2 separate regions of the Homo sapiens genome follow, and region 1 is linked to region 2. A link is a loop called in an ENCODE intact Hi-C map of the cell type or tissue named here. Cell type or tissue: tibial artery. All regions are shown on one strand. Each heading gives the region's core, and the rest is flanking DNA. Links, peaks and the distances in the headings are about the cores only. Region 1 has its middle 96 kb from the start of NGF. Region 2 overlaps NGF-AS1 (NGF antisense RNA 1).

Region 1 (10,356 bases), core at 3,108-5,607, 94 kb before region 2:
CAGCACACCAACATGGCACATGTATACATATGCAACAAACCTGCACGTTGTGCACATGTACCCTAGAAATTAAAGTATAATAAATATATATATATATAAACCATAACATCTCATAAGACCCATTCACTATCACAAGAGCAGCACAGGGAAAACCCACCTCATGATTCAATCATCTCCCACCAGGCCCCGCCCACAACAAGTGGGAATTATGGGCGCTACAAGATGAGATTTGGGTGGGGACACAGAGCCAAACCATGTCAGACAGGGTTTCACCATGTTGGCCAGGCTGGTCTCAAACTCCTGACCTCAGGTGATCTGCCTGCCTCAGCCTCCCAAAGTGCTGGGATTACAGGTGTGAGGCACCACACCTGGACAGAAATGAGTAGTTCTTGATAGGATTGGAGGTAGCCAGCTCAGTGTAACTGTTCATTTCTGTCTTCTGAAGTAAAAGCATGAGAAATGCCCATATTCAAACCAGAAACCGAGTATGTTTCCTTTGGTAACATCCCCGAAAACCAGACTTTCACACACCTGACCACACCACACATCTGTCCTTGAATTTCCACTAAGGTATATCAGTAACAATAACCTGAAAAAATTTTCTAAGGAGTGCATTAGAAAATAAGTACTTATCACTTCATGTGAGTCTATTGTGTGAGCAGCCTAATCTCAGCTGCCCAGTATCTTGTACTGCAATCAGTAACTGACCATGAAGAGAGAGATGGAGGAGTCCTGACTGTCTGAGCCCTAAACTGTTTGTCCTCTTGGCCTGGGCACCAGATGTGTGAGTGAGCAAGCCTCAAGGGGATTCTAGTCCCCAACCCTTGAACCACAGCAGTCCATTCTGAGTTGGAGCAGAGATGAGCTGTCTCTTCCAAGGTCATGAACAAAATGAAGTTTGTTGTTATTTTAACATTACTCGAGTAAAACCCAAGCATATCTATGTATATATGACAATTTCCCAGCTACGTCCCACGTAGCAGAGTGATTACTAGAGCTGCTGAACCTGACTGGGGGCTTCGCAGAGGCTCCTGATGTAGTGAAAAATGAAGATGGGTCAGAACAGATTCATAAAAATTATGGTCTATTTTAAACATCATATAATGAATAAATTAATATTTTATTTTAAAAGTATAATTGGATAATGCACAACATAGCCCAAGGATTTATTTAAAAAAAAAAAAATCGCTGGTGATGCCCAAGTGACACAGCTTAATGATCAGACACATACTTTTAAGGTTGTATGAGTAACATCTTGTTCCATCAGTTTCTCTGTGACTGTATAAGCTCATTTGGAAATAACATCCGAAGTCTACGTTTGAGATGAAAGTGAAAAGTTGTGAAAGTGAGTCCTGGCTTGTTGGGCCAGGCCTGTGATAGCACTGAGCTGGATGCTCTGGTCTGCTGCACCGAGTTCCAATGCCTGATCCTCTGACATCAGGTGGCTGCATGGCCCTCAGGAGGAGACCTTCTCTGAAGCAACACCTGCAGCCTTTCGGGCTCTGGGCTTCCTCACCCACCCTCAAACCCAAGAGAGCTGCCCTGCACTGCTCAGTGTCTGGAGAGCTAAAGAGCTTTTTCCCCTCTTGTCTTTTTACTTTCCTAGCCTTACTGCTAGCAGGTCTCAAGAGTTCCATTATAAGCCATTGTTTTCTTTGTTCAGAGCCTTTTAGTCTCTCCTACTGTAAATAACAACAGCGACTAGAACAATTAACATTTGTGCAATTGTGCACATGTACCCTAAAACTTAAAGTATAATAATAAAAAAAGCAGCAACAATAAAGTATAACAGACAAGTCAGCCAGCTTTAACAAAAAAAAAAAAACATTTGTGCAGTGAATTGCAGTTTGCAGAGCACTTTCACAGACATTCTCTTAACTGAGACTCACATCAAATAAGTCATTATTATTCTAAAGTAGTTATTATTATGATTTCAAATTTACAAGCAAGGAACGAGGCTCTGAGAGGTGAAGTGCCTTGTCTGAGATCGAATAACCCGTCAGTGGAGAAGCCTGGAGAGAATGCAGGTGTTCTGAGTCTGACCTTATATTCCGTCCATTCTGTCAGCTGCGCTTCTGTGGGTAGACAGAGCGGCACCTCTGCTTCATACACAAACAATTATGGTGATGATTGTTGTCATTGTTCACCAACTTGGGCTCACTCAGTGTACCTTCATTTTCTTTTCCATGACAATAATTTTGTATTTCCAGAATAGGATTATGCAATGGAAACTTCCGGGAAATTAGATACTTTAAAACTCACTTTACCCATTAGTTTCTATTTTTTATGTTTGAAATAAAATAATAATCTAACATTTACTGTAATTATAACAATAAACAACAAAAGTTTATGGTGTTTAACAGTTTGGTATTTAGCAGTTTACAAGGTACTTTAACATACATTAATTCATTTGGTTTTCACAACTGCCCAGTAAAGTTAATTGAAATAGTATGCCTATTCTTTTTTAGAGGAATAAGAGGGTAAATGCCTAGTTCACATTCTCTCAACAAATAAAAGCTGTCCTATGATTTGTATTCAAGGTTTTGGCCTTCCTCTGCACCTTTTTCAGTACCTCCAGCATAGGGTAACTTGGAGTGAGAGAGGGAGGGTTGAATTTGAATTCAGCCTCTGACCATTATTCTGTGTCCTGGGGCAGTGCTTCTGAAACTTGAGCACTCACAGGAACCTCCTGGAGAGCTGAATCCTGGGCCCTGTCACCCAGATTCAGTCTGCCCAGGGTGAGGCCTGGGCATTTGCATTTCTAACAAGCTTCTGGTTTATATTGCTATTTCCAGCCTGTGGAAATACACTTTGAGTAGTTCTGACAGAGAGAAGATGATGCATCTCTCAAAGCCTCAGCATCATCATCTCTAAGGGGGTTAATAGTGCTACCTGCCTCACAGGGTAATAATGAAATAATGTGCATAAAGGCCTTTCTAAACGACCACAGGCTACTAACGTTATTATCCACTGCTTACAACGCAAAATACAAAATACACTTGAAAGTTGAAAGATCACATCAAAAACTTTCACAGCTCTCAGGGGTGCTATTCACATCATATTCTATGCACTGTTGCTCAGAGCTGTGCAACATGATGGTATTGGCTAAATGAGAACCACGATATTCATCTTATTATTATGAATTTCTAGTGTGGGATTCCACTCTAAATTCAATCCAAGCTAAGGATCCCTACCTCCCCAGGGAGAAGGGGTATATCAGCACAGCATTCATCTTATTGTTATGAATTTCTAGTGTGGGATTCCACTCTGAATCCAATCCCCAGAAAGAAGGGGTTGATCAGCACAGCTGGTAGTGCCTATGTGGCTGCTTCATTGTCCTAGGAGTGGAATTACACCTTCCTGCATGTGAGAGGGGGGCACTCACAGGGATGGGCAGGAAGAGGGGAAAGAAAGGCACTCTGAGCTTCCCATCCTTACCCACTGCCACTTCCCATCCTTACCCAATTGCCATTGTGAGCTTCCCTTTTTATATGAGCCTTGGCCAAGCAGCCAGACTAAGTGCAGATTTTTTGTTTCTCTTACTTTCTCTAGTCCAGGGCTTACTGGGAGACTTGAGGGTGCCAAGAAGTGGTCAATGAGAGGGAAAAGGAGCCACAGCAAAGGGCCCCTCAAACCACATGTTGGTTAATCAGCCTCTGAGTGAGAGAAAATGAGCCCCACAGGGATCCATTTATTCTTGAGCGTTGCAGTCTGACAGTGTTGGATCTAAGTCCCAGCTCTGTCATTTATTAGTTCCAAGGACTTATGTGAGTTGCTTTGCCCCCCTTGAACTGAAGTTTCTTTACTGTAAAAGAAGATGAATAATATCCCACTACCCAGTGCCCTCAGTAAATGACAGCTCTTCTTCTTATTATTAATGTTCATTCAACAAGGATTTACTGTACATGCTCTATGTGCCAAACAATATATTAGGCACTGGCCATACAGAAATAAACATAACATTGTGCCTGTCCTGGAGAAGTCTACAGCCCAGTGTGGGAGACACAATTAAGCACGACACAGGTCGCAGGTGTTATTGTCAATACAAGTACAAGGTACAGTACAAAGGAGGGAAATTGGCAGAGGGCAACAGGATTGTGCTCCTTTGGAACTAGTGGCCTTCTGATTTCTCATTTCTGTCCTTCCGTTTACCCTCCCACATCTCAGGAGGAAAATCCAGAAATGCACAGTTTAAATGATAGCTCAGAATAATCATCCTAGGTCAATATTCCTGAGCATCCCAGATCTGCTGCCTGACTGAGGCCTTGCCAGCTGAAAACAGCATCCATCAGCGGTGAACTTAGACTATCCTCTCAGCATCCCCCATCCATGCAAGGCATCTCATTCAGGTTTGGAAAGTTACAGCCTGACACAGCCCTGGAGGTTTGTTTGACTCTTTTTTTTCTTTTCAAATGTTTCATTTCTTTCCCTTTAGGATCTGTGCCCTAGTTGTTCTGGGAAACTTGTGACCTCTCTGTGTTTTTAATTAGAAGATGTCATTTTTCCATGGCAACCTATCTTGATGTCCCAAATAGAGAAACTGTAAAATCAGTTTCCCTATGAAGGGCCAAGCAGTTGGAATGGGAGGCTGCCCAACGAGTGCTGGTGCCCAGGCCTGGTGGCTCCACCCCTGGGTAGGGTCCCCTAAGCAGAAGAACACCACCAGGGTCTCCTGCTAATGTAGACCTGCACCATAGTAGCCTCAGCTGGAACCCTCTTGGCCTGAGTCCATAACACCCAGTTCTTGATGGTTGTTTGGGAGAATCTGCACTTTCTGACTGGCATGGGAACAAACCATGTGAGCCATGAACTATGGTGTCTCCAGGGCCAATAGCCCATAGGTAATAACTTACAGAAGCCAGAAAAACATTGATGGGAAGCAGTTGAAACCAGCCCAAACTCCATGGTGACCAAAGTTGAACTGACCTTCTCTCCCCAGCACCTCACCTCCTAAAGGAATGAGTAGCTTCAGGAAATGATGAAGGAAATAAAGAAATTACGTCCACTCTTTGCAAGTTAGCAATAAGGAAACAGTAGTTAAATCATTGGGCAAAAAGTGGTTGGTTTCTAAAATAACACCCTAAATTTTGTAATTCTGGTTTTTTTCTTTTATTTTTTAAAGGATTATTTGCATTCAGAAAGGCAGACCTAATGATAAATGAAAGTCACCCTGACCACAGAGATTATATTGATACATGTTTAAGTTAAATGGTAAAATGATGTGCTGAATCCTTCCACTACACTGATCAAAATGGAAGGGCGTCACAAGGAAACAAAGGGATCCCCTCATTCTGTGTGTACCCTGTCGAAAACCCACAAGGTGCTAGGCTCCAATAACAACAGCTAACTCTTGTTGACTGCTTATTATTTCCAGGAATTGTTCAAGTGATTTATATCTATTCATTACACACTCATCACAATTATAACAGCAGTAGTTTTCTCTGCTTGTTACATGCCAAGAGCAGTTCTAACTACTTTCATGTGTAATTAATTTCATATTCACTATCATCTTCCTAATTTGCAGATCAGGAAACAGGCATAGAGGGTTGGATAACGTTCTCAAGGTCACAGTCTGGAGATGAAACCAGGCAGTATTGGCTCCAGAGTCTGTGCCTGTAGCCTCTGTAAGTACTACTTCTTCCTTCTTCATGTAAGAAAGTTTCTGGAATTAGGGAAACATATTTGACATGCTAAGTGCATTCCCATCTCAGGACCTTTCGCTGGCCGTTCCCGTTGCTGGAGTGCGCTTTCCTAGGTCTCGGCTTGCCAGGCTCCTTGTCATCATTCATGTCTTGGCTCACTCATGCTTCTTGGAAATGCTTTCCCTGACCCCAAGTCAAAGCAGCCCTCTCTACTGGAAGCCCCAGCCTCTTCGGCCCATTTTTTAAAATTTTAGTTCCTTTGGAGTGCCTTTCACTGCCAGAAATTGCCCTGTTTCTTTATTTATTCTCCCCCCACTGACTAGAATGTAAGTTCCATGACTGGTGTAACTGTTCTACATCAGATAACGCCTGGCACAGAGTTCAGTGCTGTATTAGTCCATTTTTTCACTGCTGATAAAGGCATACCCAAGACTGGGAAGAAAAATAGGTTTAGTTGGACTTACAGTTCCACATGGCTGGGGAGGCCTCAGAATTATGGCAGGAGGCCAAAGGCACTTCTTACATGGTGGCAGCAAGAGAAAATGAGGAAGATGCAAAAGCAGAAACCCCTGATAAAACCATCAGATCTTGTGAGACTTATTCACTACCACGAGAACAGTATGGGGGAAACCGCCCTCATGATTCAAATTATCTCCCACTTGGTCCCTCCCACAACAGGTAGGAACTACAGGATTATAATTCAAGATGAAGTTTGGGTGAGTACATAGAGCCAAACCATATCAGGTGCTCGATAAATACTTGTTGAATGAACAAATGGAGCCTATTAGTAATGATTTTGTCTTGAGCACCAGTTATAATGATGATAACACAGCAGCAGCACCAATAGTACTAATTGGTACTATTAAGTGTTTATTATAAACCACATATTGTGCTAAATATGTGAAGTAGACACTGTTATTGCCCCATTTTGCAGAGGATGAAACTAAGACTTAGAGCAGGTACATGTTGCTGGTGTCACCATGAAGCCAAGAAGCCCTCAAGAACATATGTATATGCCAAAGTGTAGAGGATGAATTTACTGTTATTGAAGCAAAGGCCGCAGGCAATCCCTGCACACCACGGTGAGCCTCTGTGCCTCCTGGGGCTTCCATTTCCCTCTCAGAGGTAAGCAAGTGAAAACAACTAGCACCCGTGACTAGTGGGCAGTTGGAACTCAATAAATATATCTTTCCTTCCTCCATTCCTTGGTGCAACTCATCCAGTATTTATCCCCTCAAAACGTCCTGTGATCTCTGAATGTTTGAATTCCATAGCCTCAAATTATGCCCCAAACTATAGGTCACCTGTGGCCAGATGGCTCGGTCTTTGGTGTCATTAGAGAAAGGATGACTGAAAAGTACGAGGGAAAAGCAAAGACCAGGACAAAGATTTCAAGGAGGGAAATAGAAACAGAGTGTGTGGGAGGAGAGGATGTTGCAAGAAGCAAGAAGGATATAGCAGGAAGAGCCTCAGCTGAGGAAAAAACAGTGCTGTCCACAGAGGTCATGGAGGACTCCACGTGGAAGGGAGTGCCTGGGAAGGGTGTGGCATTAACTGGCTGACGTTGCTGCAAGCCTGCAGGGCTCTTGTCCTCGATGGGACACTTAGGAGCAGATCGGGGACTTGAGTACAGTGCATCCAGCAGAGCAGTGGCCCAGCTGCACCTGGCAGGAAAGCCCTGCCCTGGAGCACCAAGGAGCACAAGGGTGAGGAGGCTGCGGAGCCCTGGTCAGGAGCCGGGGTGCCCAGTATTGGTGTCTGGTCCTGCCCTCATGCCCCTGACGCCACACTCAGCTGCTTTTCAGCTCAGGGAACACCTATCAGGCCCCTCTATTTCAGGAGACTTTCCTGGGTGATGAAAGCGTGAAGTAATAGCCAGCATTGGAGGTCGGTGGGCTAATCAGGTTTGAGGGTTTACTTATTTCACAGAATGACTGTGGTAAATGCACAGATTTCTGTTTTCTATAGGAGGGAGATATGGAGAAAACTAAGCATCACTTATGAAGCGCAGGTCCCTTCTCCCTTCAGGCACAGAACACTTGAGACAGCCAACATTCTCGCGAAGCACCGCCATGGGAGGGTGAATGGCACACATAGCGGAGGGTCTGTACAGGTCAGTGGTGACGGGCCCTCCCAAGGGCTCTGCTGCAGCGGGCTTCAGTCTGCACTTTGACAAGATCTCCATCTCAGGTAATCCCTGTGCACATTCAAGTCTGAGAAGCGCTGAGCTAAAACATTACCACTTTTCAAAAGCACTTTTTGAAACCCCAGGCAGAAAAGTCCTCAGATTTTCACTCACATACACACAGAGATCTCCACGCGCTTGATAACCATCATTCAGTCATGCTTGGGGTTCTTATGAAGGAGAATACATCTAATTATGCTCAGGCTAAACTTCAGTGTTCCCTAAAATCCTAATCTCAATCTTTCTCTCTTTACTTCTTCTTTTGAATTTAATTTAATGTTTAATTTTTGTGGTTCCATAGCAGGACTATTCTCTTTACTTCTATCTCTACCTCTTTTGAGATGTTGGAGACTCTCTCACTCCAGGAGTTCTCAATCCTGGGTAAGTTAAGAGAATAGAGCAGTTAGAGGTATAGGCTTTGGAATCAGAAAATCTGGGTTTTAGTCTTGGCTCTGTTTCCTCTTGGCTGTATGAAGGTAAGAAACTCATACTCTCTGGCCTTAGTCTTCTCACATGTGGAATGAAGCTAGTAGAAACACCTACTTCATGAGGTTATAGTGAGAATTCAATTAAAAAGGTACACAAAGTGCTTTCACGATGTAAGCATCCAATAGCTGGCCACTGTTGCTGTCATGAAGATGGTGCAAGACCTCAACGCTGTCGCCTTGCTCTTTCATCCCAGGAGTATGTGCTGCCTTACTCATCTGTCGGTGACTCATCATGTGTCCTTGGAAACCCAACTTAACAACCAATTAATCTTCTAACAATGCACACTATGACAGGAGACATTTATTGGTTAATCTGGATGAAACATATTAATGAAATTTTATGGCCATCCCCGATGTAAAAGATTTTTTAAAGACTCATTTCAAATTTCTCGTGTTGAGCTGATTTAGGATTTTATTTTATATTTATTTACAAGAGTATTTACTTTGTGGCAGTCAGTGGGTGAGACACTGGGCTTGCAAAGGTGAGCAAGATATGGCCCTTATTCTCAGGCAGAACACAGGGTAATGGGGAACAGGCATATAGACAAGGAACTGGAATAGCTTAGAACATTTGTGCTGGTGGAAGCATGACAAGTTTGCAGGGCAGACATAGGAGAGGGCCTAAGTCAGAACTGGGGAATAGGCAGGGAAGGGGGTTTTTGAAGACGGAACTAAATTTTAAGGTAGGACAGACAAAAAGGAAAAGAAAGTGTGTCTGGAAAGAGGGAATAGAGGCATAAAGAGAGAAAGAGAGAGGAGAGAGAGAGAAAGAGAGAGGGAAGGAGTGTGTATGTGTGTGTGTGTAACTTACAATAATGTGGTTTTGCTGGTTAGTGGATGAAAGACAGAAGTCACATCATAAAGGGGTTTAGATTTCACACACAAGAGTTTAGTCTGTAGCCAGTGAGTGGCTACTGGAAAATTTAAGCCCGGGGAGTTGTGGGGTGAAATTTGAGTTTCTGCAGGATCCTTCCAGGGATTGTGTGAGAAATGGAGAGTGGAGTGGACTGGAGACAGCTATAGCAGAGAATGGAGAAAGAGAATGGGAGGGGAGAAACAAGGCAGAACAGAGGGATAGTCACAAGACAGAAATGAATCAGCCTCGGTGATTGCTGGATATGGAGGTAAGAGAAAGTAAAGTGTTAAGGATGATTCTTGGTGTGTCAGAGAGGCCCAGCAAGCAGCTGATTGTGTGAGTGCAGCAGATTTTGATCTTTGCTTCCACAACAACTGTTATACTCTGAATGTTTGTGCCCCTACCCCCTCCCAAATTATATGTTGATATCTTACCCCCAAGGTAATGGTATTAGGGGTGGGGCCTTTGGGGGTGATCATGAGGCAGAGACTTCACTAATGGAATGAGTGCCCCTATAAAAATATTGCAGAGAACTAGCTAGCCCCTTCCATCATGTGAGGGCACAGTGAGCAGATGTCCATCTATGAAGGAAGTGGGCCCTCACCAGACACCAAATCTGCAGGCACTGTGAGCAATGAAATTCTGTTGCCTGTAAGCTACCCAGTCTGCAGTATTTTATTATAGCAACCTGCATGGACCAAGACAACAATCATCTCCCATATGACACTTTCCTTCTGCTTGAACCCCAAAGTATTCCATTAAAAGCAGAGATCACTTGATATTAGAAGGGTATAGACCCAACTCCAATGGATGACTTATGACTGGTCTAAATGACCTGTGCTAATCTCATTCCTTTTGGCCACTTCGTCACATTGTGGGCAAGTGACTCATCTGTTCCAGCTAATGAAGAATAAAGAGGGACTTTTGCCCATTTCCCCTTCTTCTTGCATGGAAGGGAGACATAACTTCCATATCCAACATATCTCCTTGCAACAGCCTACTTGTGACCACGAGCCAAGAGTGAGAGAAGGAAGTCAGTACACTAGGATGCTGGAGCACAAAGGGAGAACCTAGTCCCTGATGGCATCTTTGAGCACCTGAATAAATGCTACCATCTACTGCCTCAGAACTTCCTGTTAAGTAAGATAAAAATGGTTTGTTAGGTTAGACATTTGCTTTTTAAAG
Region 2 (10,356 bases), core at 7,118-9,617:
GAGACAAAAAAGAAAGGCTGAATACTCTATGCCGAAGGGCTCAGTATTTGAAATGACAAAATTCCAACGTAACAAAGGAACTGTGGTTATCCCTTGAACTAATACAGGATTCCAAGTGGGAATGGTGGTTTTATCCTATAGATGCTTTAGATTTTATTATTTTCCTTCTTCCATTTCTGCAGCTTTTTGTCAGGGGCCTATAGTTTCTAGGTTCCATTTCCAGGATAGGAGTTCTTCACCTCCAGTTGCTCCTGCCATAACATAGACTTACTTATTTCCAAGGGAGACTGAGGAGGCCTCCTTGTCACTTTAATCAAGTCAATCAGGTCTGACAGTGTGATATTAGCATCGATACCATACAACTGAATTGGGATTTATCTGCACCAAAGTACACATCAGATGCAGAGTTTAAATCAAGCCTTTGCCCCACCCTGTGGCGTTGGTGGCAAAGCAGCCATTTATTTCATCTCTGTCCAGTGGAACTACATCACACATAAGAGCTTTTCTCCTCGGGCTTCTTGTGCAAGCATTTTTTCCCTCACCACAAAATGTTTTTCTTTTTTCAAAAATGAACTTGTTGCTCCAACCAGCTTGGTTTCTGGCTCTGGGTCCAGAACTTGAGGGTAAATGGTGAGGTTGAAATGTGTTTCTAGATTCTGCAGCTTCTAAGTGGTTACCCTTTCCAAACCAGGGTGGGCCCCCTGCAAAACTGTCAAGTTGGCGAAGTCTGCTTCTCCCCCTCATTGCCCCTAGCTTGGTCTGAGCAGAAGGAAATGTGTCTGTGGAATCAAAGGACCCCCTGACTGAGCACTCACCATATGCCAAGAAACATTCCAAAGTCCCTTATCTGCACTGTCATGGTTAAAGCTCTCCATCCGCATCCTTAGCAGGGTTCTTCCACCTCTGAGGAATTCGGTGCTCAGAGAGGTTAAGTAACTTGCCCAGGGTCATAAAGGTAGGAAGTAGCTGAGGCAGGCTGGACTCACATGTAAGATAAAGAAACCTCAACGGCCACAGGCCCAACTCTGTCCCTTTAAAGCCTTCTATCAAACTCCAGCTACATTCTTTAGGCTATGTGGTACAAGGACATGCTATTTTTTAAAAAGACAATGAAGAAAAATTTTTGGCAAAATATATAATTCAGCTTCATAGTCAATATATATATACATATAATTCAAGTTATTCACAGTCGTCCTGTGACAGCAGAAAACCCCAGGTCTCACTTGCTCCCTGGGACTTGAGTTCATTGCTGGAGATGTTGCCATTGTAGGCAGTACAGGGCATACGCTTGCTTGGTGGGACCAGAGAAGCCTGTCTGTCAGGAAAATGCCTTCCCCTAATGCACTTCCTTCTTAATTAAAATAACATTTTGAAAGTAAAATTATACAGTGTGTAGAATAAACAGTACAACAATAGCTGTGATTAATCTGTCATAGATTGTATAATGTGATGCTAATAGGAAGAAATAAACTCCTGCTAAAGATCAAAGTCATCTCTGCACATGGGGAAATTTTAAAATTAGAATGCAGATAAATGAATCTCCAAACTGAAAAAAAAAGAGCTCTGCACTCTGCAGGCTCAAAAAATGAAGGAGAAAAGACAGCCTAAGGACTTCCCACAGCCCAGAGGAGCTGGGAGCCTGAAGAAGGAGTTCTGGTCTGAATCCTCGCCTTCTGTTTTTCCCAAGCATCTGGCAGCCTCTCTTTCTTTAACCTTGTGACAATCACTCAAGCGTCCCTTAGTCTGCCCAAATACTGCTAATCCCATCAGGCTCAGCCCATGAAAAGGCATGTGTGCCTGTGTATGTGTGCTGGGGGGCTGTATGGGTAGAGCATGTGTGCTGGAGCTGTGGTGGAAAAGGAGAGACACCCAAGTCTGTGCTGTGTACTCCCTACAGAGCACTCCCTACACCCTCTCATGTGCCTTACACGCAGGTGTCATTTTCATTTACAAGCATTGGACTCAATGAGCAAAGGGGCTGGAATTAGGAACTCAAATCTTGTGGTTCTAAAGCCTAGGCTTTTTTTGTTTTGTTTTGTTTTGCTTCTCTTGGGGAAAGGTGTGTCCTAAGAAAGTATGATTATCCACAGAAAGGCAAATGAATCTAAGAGTGTGCATGTAAGCATATTGTTAAGCAGCAATTAAGAATGGAATACCTACTGCATGCAGTCATGGTGTTATGTGCTGGGGATGCCAAGGCCCCTGCCACCCCAGAGAGTAGCTTGTAAAGGAGGTGGGGAGGAGAAGGGGGTCAAACGAGCAGATAGGCCTTTATAATACAGTGTGTAGACTGCAGAGTGTTGTGGAGACCCAGTCAGAGGGGATGATGGGGTCACAGAGGAGGACACCTAACCCAGACTTGGGCAGTAAGAAAGTCACATTTGCACTGAAGTCTCAGAAATGAGGTGGAGTTGGCTTAGTGAAGGAAACACAGAGCAGAGAAAGCGTCCCAGGAAGAGGAAGGAGCATGTTGCAAAGGCCCAGAAATGAGATAGAGCATTATTCATGGAAGTCAATACAGTCTGTCTGTGAGCAATCTTAAAACCTAAGCAAAATGATTTCAGGGCCTGCCCATTGACCTTGTATTCTCCCAATTATCTTCTTCACTCCATTTACAAACTATCTCCTCCATCTTTTGAGTTACCTCTGCTGCCCACTGAAATGCAAATACTCCTGCAAGAACCAGTGGACTCCAGTGGTTTCATCTCAAGCCCAGCAAGTATTCTAGGCCATTTACTGAGGGTAGGATTGAGACCTGAAGATGACCTAAGGTCCCCTAGAGCAAGGCAATTTTTGCCAGACTCAGAATTTGGCAGAAGTTGAAGTCCTGCTCGAAGCAAGCCTCTTGTCAAATAAGGGGTGATGCATGTTTCCCATTGGCTCTGTAGCAGCTCAGCCTGTAATTCCACACAACGGAGGCACATCTCCAGTACCTGAAGAGGACCTGGGAACCCCCTACTTGTCCAAAACTGCTGCTTACATAACAGTAGTACAGCTTTGAACTGAGCATGGCTGAAGGGGCACAGCTAAAGGTCATGGTGGAGTTAAATCAGCCAGCACATCTGAGTGACAAAGACAGTCTTCTTAGCTTCTACCATGCTGACAAAAATTGATTTGGTTCTTTAAGAATTTTCCCAATTATTAGTCTGTAAGGTATAGTACTGAGGGCATGAGCTTTGCAGACTGTCTTAGACCATTTGTATTGCTATAAAGGAATATCCAAGGCTGGGCAATTTATAAATAAAAGACATTTATTCAGCTTAGGATTTTGAAAGCTGCACAGGGAGCACAGCACTAGGATTTGCTTCTGGTGAGGACCTCAGGAAGCTTCCACTCATGGTGGAAGGTGAAGGGGGATTGGCATCACATGGGGATAGGAAAAATGCAAGAGAGAGGGGAGGGTGGTACCAGACTCTTTCAAATAATCAGAGCTCATGGAAACTAATAGTGAGGCTTCACTCATTACCGTGAGGACAGCACAGGGCCAGCCATGAAGAATTGTCCCCTTGACTCAAACACCTCCCACCAAGCCCCATCTCCAACATTGGGGATCAAATTTCAACATGAGATTTTGAGGGGACAAATATCCAATCTGTGATATAGATACAGACTAGGTTAGCTATTTGCTAGTTTTGTTCAACATGATTATTCAAACCCTCTGAGCTTAATTTATTCATCCATATGAAATGCATTTGTTGAAAACCTATTATATTTCAGGTATTATGATGGAGTTTAAGGTTCCTGAAAATTTTATAGTTTAGTGGGGATAGCAGATTGTTATTTATTGTACAAATGTGATAAGGAATGCATAGGTATTCTCTTTCACATTTCCCAGTTGTGTGATCCCCCCCGATTCCGCCAGGGGCATATGATTTTCACAGGGTACCCTTGGGACTGTTGCAGCTGGAATGCAAAGGGAAAATGTCCATATACATCTTTAGCAAGACATTTCATAGCGAGACAGTGGTTTTGAAAGTCAGTCATTCTTGTGAAAGAAAAAAAGGGGAAGGGATTCTGAATTTCTTAAACTCTCACAGATTATAAAGAGCCAGGCTTGGAGAGCTTGATCATAGAGTTTTATGGGAAAGGCAAGGTGGTCATCCCCTAGGGTACCCAATTGCTCTCACACTTTGGCCTGCACCTCAAGGTGGAGAGTGAGTATTATAGAAATAAACAGGAAGGAGGGAACCAGGTAACACTGGAGCGAGTGATCTGTTTCCCTGGGTTCTAGCCTCTGGGAGATGCCCCATAGTTGGTATGGTGCCAACATGGTGGACAGTGAGAGTGTGGCTTGATGGGGAGGTAAGTTCTCAGTGGAGACTCTGAGATGATGCTACTGGTTGCCTTCAGCCTGTGTGCAGTGTGCAGAGACAGCTAGCCTCGACATCATTCCTGATCTCCAAACTCCATATGTTGCACATATGTCCTTGAGTATTCCATGGGCCCAGCAAAATCCTAAATTGAAGACCCCTGCTTCCAAGGCCACTACATAGGCCCCACCTCTGGATGCTCCATCTCCATAGCCAGCACCATCATTTACCTGCTCAGGCAAATCAGGAATCCAAAGGGCACCCAGGAGACCCTTTTCTCACCCTACCCCTGCATCCAGCCATTCCCCACTTCCTGATGAATTTACACGCTAAGTTTTGTTTGAATGTCTCCTCTGCATGCTTAGCTCCCCATGCATGGATCAGGCTGCTGCCATCACCGTTCACCCTGACTATAACTACCGGCCCTAGGTGGTCTCTTTGCATTTGGTTTCACCCTTCATTATCCATGCCTTCCTCGACCTTCCCAGTGACTGATCCAGCAGTATCTCCTACCACGTCATGCCCCACCAGTTCTGAATCAGCTGCAGTTTCCCGTACGCAACATACCATCTCACACTTGCACACCTTGGTTAAAAGTGTTCCTTCTGTCTCAAATGATGTCCTTCCCAGCATTCTTCTCCTGGCTCCTACACATGCTTCAAAGCTTATCTTGGGCAATATCTCATTTTAAATGATTTATTGAGCATGTGTTTTGTGCAATATGGAGGGCTGGAGAAGCACCTAGAAAGGGCACTCAGTCTTGACTTGGAGGATCAGGGAAATCACCTGACTAGAAATGTCATTGAAGATTCTCAGAGCTGAGTTTCAGAGGAAGAGGAAATGGACAGGTGAAGGAGTAGGGAGAAGGCTAAAAGTTTTTGAAGCACTGGAAACACCATATAGGACCTGTGGGGCTGGTGCTGCTTGTGAAATGAACTGAAGTAAATTCACCACGGCAGAGGCTAGAGCAAAGAAAAGAAAGTAGCAAGAAAGGAAGATGAAGGGGCTGGAGGAGCCAGATGACACAGAGCCTCGTAAGTCTCTTCAAAGAATATGGAATTTATGCAAAATGCAATGGGATGACAACAAAGGCAAAGCTCTAAGTTGGTTGAATTTCCCATCTCTCCAGCTTCTAGATCCTCCCTTACAGATTTCTTATCAGTTTATGTGTCTGATGCCCCATTGGATAGTAGGTTCCTATATAGCAATAATCATTTCTTCTTGATCTTTGTTTCCTTGTACCTAACACAGATTCTACCCCAGGATAGGATTTTAATAAATGCAGTGAGCTCAGTGTCACCACTGAAGGGACAGAGATCTACCCAGGATGTGGCAGAGCCCATCTATCCCAGACTCCTGCATAGGAGCATCACAAATGAAAGTGTGGGGTTCTTGCCTGCCTCAGCACCACAAAACCTTAATTGTCAACATGATACCATGTGACAGGAAAGAGCAGCTGTGATGCTATGCAGGCAAACTTGATCCCTGGGGAATCCTGCCCCAGAGGTATCTCTTGGGTGGCCCTAATAGGAATGTACCAACTCCAGGGCCAGGGAGGGTTGTATAGTGAGGACCCAGATGGAGGCACACTTGAATTGGCTGTAGGCTCGTGAGGGACACTGAGGGTTTGGCTCAGTGGGAGAGGAGTGAGAGAGCCTCAGGGGACTCTGAAGAAAGCACCAGTGAAAGCCACAGGGTCACCAGGGGTTCTTGTGGAGACCAGTTCCTGTGGAGACTGGAGTCAGACCAGCCTGAAAAGGTGGAGGCTCACAGCTGTTTGAATCGGGACAGCAGAGGAGAGGATCCAGTCCCCAGAGGGCTCACCTGACTCTCCTTGCACCTAAGGAGATCATTGACTTGGTTGGCACTGACTGTGTCTGCATCTGTCTCACTCACCTGCCCTGCAACTCACCAAAATCACAACTGACTTTTATGGGCCTGGCATATAATATACATTAAATAATGCACATTTATTAAATAGGTGACGCAAATTAATATAATTTAAATTCCATGTATCTACTGGGGACTACTAGAGTGGGGAGGAAGGAAATGGGGCAAGGGTTGAAAAACTAACTGTTGGGACTATGCTCACTATCTAGGTGATGAGATCAATCATATCCCAAGTCTCAGCATCAGGCAATATACCCCTGTAACAAACCTGCACATGTGCCCCCTGAATCTAAAGTAAAAGTTGAAATTATTAAAAAATTTAAAAATAAAAAATTCTATGTGTTTATAGGCTGTTTTGTTCATTTGCTGAATCCCCAGCACCTAGAATGGGGCTGGCACGTAGCAGGTGCTTGAAAATTGTTTAACATATTCACTCCATATAATGAAAAGTAATTATTATTATTACGGCTCAAGGAGGGTCAATCTTTCTCCCAAGGACACACCACTTAAGAGGACAGATGGGCTAAATCTTGCCAGTTCCAAACTGGTGACTTTCCTGGGCTGCAGGAAAAGAGCTGAACTGTCCTGGGCCCACGTGGATTTCCTGACCTTTCAAGAATGGGATCTGTGGGGCAGCTGCCTGGCTGAGTTAAGAGCAAGGGCTTTGGATGGAGGGGCTGAGAGTCAGAGGAGAGGCAGAAACACAGTCCTCGCCAGGGCCTGTGCAGATTCGCTGAAACAAGAACCTAGGTAGTGCTTCGCACATAACACTCAAAGTGTTGGTGATTAAAGGAGAGGCCAGAGTTGAAACCATGCTTGGAATTATAAAATTAGTAGAAAAAAACACCTGGAAGAACAAGAGTGGAGGAGAATGTAAAGCCCCAGGACTGAGTTGTGGGAGGCCCATGAGTGCAGAGGGCAGATGAAATCAGAGAGGTGGCTAGTAAGCCAGGATAGTGTGGTCACAGGAGTTCTGAAAGGAAAGTTGTAGACAAAGGAGGTCATGAATAGAGTGGACTAGGACTGTCAAAGTCAGCTGAGCTTGGCTGAAAGGAGGAGGAGGCGTGGCATTTAACAGCAAGGGATTGGGTTCAATTCTCTACTCAGCCGTTTGGCTAGCTATGAGACCTGGGAAGTGACTTACCTCTCAGAGTTTCATCTTATCTACAAATCAATAGGACCAATTAATAAGGCTAGGAAAAATGCCTTGCCCAGTACTTGAAATAAGGCAAGCACTAGATAAATGCTGCTGAGATTGTGTTGGTGTTGGTGGTGTTCTTGCAACTAACGACCTTTAAAAAAAATTATCAGTTTAGTAGGGAGAAAGGAAAGGTAGGGGAGGAAGATGGGAACTTGGTTGCAGAAAGTTTCGGGGAGGGGGTGCCAAGGAAATGATGGGTATAGATTACCTTGCTGAAGAATTTGGTAGTGAATGGAAGCTAAGAAATCCAGAGTTTGGGCTAGCAGTTTCTTTAAGAGAGAAAAGGCAAGTGAATGTTCACAAGCAAAAGCGAGGGAACTAGTAGAGATGGAGGAACTGGAGATCTCAGCGAGAAACAGCAAAAGCCAGGAACAGGCCACAGGAGTAGGCAGGGATAGCCCAGAGGAGAAGGGGGCACCCCTGGCCCTCTCTGCACCCTTGCCTACTTTAGCTCCTTTACCAGCTTTTTCCTGTAGACTGAATTGGTCAGTTTTTCTCCCAGCCTCTTTCAGGGAGTGTAGTAAAAGGAAGGCTTGCTTAGAAGTCAAAAAGCCGGACACTGGCCACGTGTATTTGGCTGAGCCTTTGTCCTTCCTGAGCCCTTGTTTCTTCATCCATAAATAAGGTGGCTGGATTGATCATTTCTGTGATTCTGTGAACATGTCATCTCACTAAGCATTATGAAACATTTCCTCTTCTGAAGTTCTTCTTCACTCTGATTAGAAGGAAGAGGAAAAAAAAGTCTTTAAACGGAAGCTATCACTTCCTCCAGCAATTGGGACAATATTTCTGTGTTTCACATGAAGAACTAGCAGATCCAGTGATTCCATCCTTGCTGGCAGATCTCTGCTGAGCCTGCTGGTGTTTTAAATAGCACATGCACTTTGTCCTGGCCTCCTGGAATGAAGCAAGGGAGAAGCCAGGGGTTTGTGCTAGCTGACTGTTGCTGTTGATGAGGCACTCAATGGCTGCAGCCTTCTAGATCTTCAGAAATAACAACAATTACTGTACACGCCACAATCTCTCCTCCAAGTCAGCAAATGCATCAGCTGCTGGTTATTTTGATACCCTGGATAAAAGGCTCTTTCGAGAAAATCTAGTACAGAAAAACATTCTTATCCTCTGCTTGTCTGCACCATTCCTCTGGCCGCTGCCCTCTCAGCTGTTTTTCATTCCTATGAATGTAGCTGGTCCAGGCCCAGAAGTCCTTCTCTCAATGACCCAAGAGAAGGACATTTCTGTTTGAACCTTCTTGAAAGTGGAAGAGGCAGGGGAAAAGGCACCTGGCTGTGGTCTCTGTGCCAAAGGCAGGCTGATCTGGAACCTGCTGGAAACCAATCCAGTGTTGGTGGGTTGTCTGACAGTCACAAATGACTCTGACCGTTGTTGGATTCAACAAGTATTAACTGAGCACCTACTATAGGCCAGGTCCTATGCTAGGACCTAGGGAAACTGTGATAAACATGGCCAGGGACTAATAATCAAGCCCCCACTAGAACATAAGCTCTCTGAGAGCCGGTACCACTGCCAGCACACAGTGCCTGGCATATGGTAGGCTCTCAATCAATAATCTTTGGAGTATTTTTGTGTTTGTTGTTTACATGTTCTTATTTACTCAAGATCCTTGAAGTCCAGGGACAGAAATAGAGGTAGTTAGGGGCAGAAAGGAGCTCTTATTAAATCAACATGTGCAAGAAGAATATGACCAACAATTTAGGGGGTGAGGATGGAGCATATAAGCAAACTTATAATCTGCTTACATCACTTAAAGTTTCCCCCTTACATACCACATGGAAAAGAACCACAAGTGTCCCAAATCCTTTTGTCCTTCTGAATGATGCCACAAGAACACATACAAATGCTCTGCATTCAACAACCAAATTCTCTGTTATTCTAAAAGTTTAATTTCATACCCAAATTCTCAGGCAGCTATTATGTAAGGCTTGGGGCTAGTGCTTTCCAAACAAGTTTATACATGACATGATTGATGGATGAATTCATCCTGTTATCTGGAAATTCTTTTGTTTAATTGACGATGATAAATTTCCTAATGGATCACCTCGACTATGATACTACTTTTGTAGAAAGGGCCATTCACAGTGTTCCCTGGCCTCTTGCCCTCACTTCCAAAGTGTGTTCATACACCAGCCTGTATCTGAACAAGTCAGAAGTGGACAAGCCTAAGGCTGGGAAACAACAAGGTCACACCAAAGCTAAGGCTGACTTCCAATTCCAGGGCTTTTTGCCTATTTCATCCTTCTCAGAGCATGTGTAAATGGAATGAACTTTCTTATGGGAGCAAACGTGAAAATAGAAAGAAGTAAGACCTCAAGACTAATCTGAATCAAGGGAGTTGGAAATGCCTAGTCAGGGCTTCATCTTGCTCAAGTGCCATCCATTAAGGGTAAATGACCACCCCCAGACTTAGGACAGGAATCATCTGCTTCACTAAATCCCAGTTCCCTGGAGGGTGCCCTTCTGCTAAGTTGCACTGGCTGGTGTTACCAGCAATAGGGAGATTCTGTGCCCCACCTTCCCTCCCTGTTACTCTCCTCACACCTACTTCTCCTCTGTGGCATCCATACAGGGTAGGGGTCCAACCCACCTTTGCTATAGGAAGAAGCGAAGGCACAGACAAGCTCAACACGGGAGGGAGTGGGGCTGTAAATTTCCAAAGAGCTACGAATCCCCTGGAATGCTACAATTAATGATGCACATTTGGTGACAAATTTGACTTCAGGGGTATTTCTCCCTTGCTCATTTTATGCTGGGGTGGGAACAGCCCTGGCAGAGGGGCAGGGGAAAGTCAGGCAAGCTCTCCTGTCAGGCTGAATCGAGGGAACTCAAGAAATTTTGAAGGGTCAGGAAGAATTTGTGTGGGGCCTGGAGTGTGGAGAGGGGGGCATGGGGGCCTAGGGTTTGCTGGCTATATCAGTCTGGGGTCACAGACCCCTT

Evidence for each region. A loop is a pair of places that touch in the nucleus more often than their neighbours do. Peaks named below come from ENCODE experiments on the same cell type or tissue, not always from the same donor. Only the 100,000 strongest peaks of a DNase experiment are listed, where the experiment ranks them.
Region 1: a loop joins it to region 2, with 2.0 times the contacts of the local background. A loop is called at or near these places in 10 of 110 quality-filtered maps.

What each region holds. Positions count from the first base shown.
Region 1 is chr1:115,429,118-115,439,473 of GRCh38, reverse strand. No RefSeq gene overlaps it. Among named protein-coding and RNA genes, the nearest start is that of NGF, 96 kb to the right of the region's middle. RefSeq lists an enhancer at 7,367-7,867. In tibial artery, for the core only: no CTCF peak of the experiment used is centred there; no DNase peak of the experiment used is centred there; H3K27ac peaks cover 985 bases.
Region 2 is chr1:115,339,026-115,349,381 of GRCh38, reverse strand. All of the region lies in intron 1 of NGF-AS1 (NGF antisense RNA 1), which reads right to left. Among named protein-coding and RNA genes, the nearest start is that of NGF, 6.0 kb to the right of the region's middle. In tibial artery, for the core only: no CTCF peak of the experiment used is centred there; a DNase peak (open chromatin) is centred at 8,251; H3K27ac peaks cover 2,457 bases.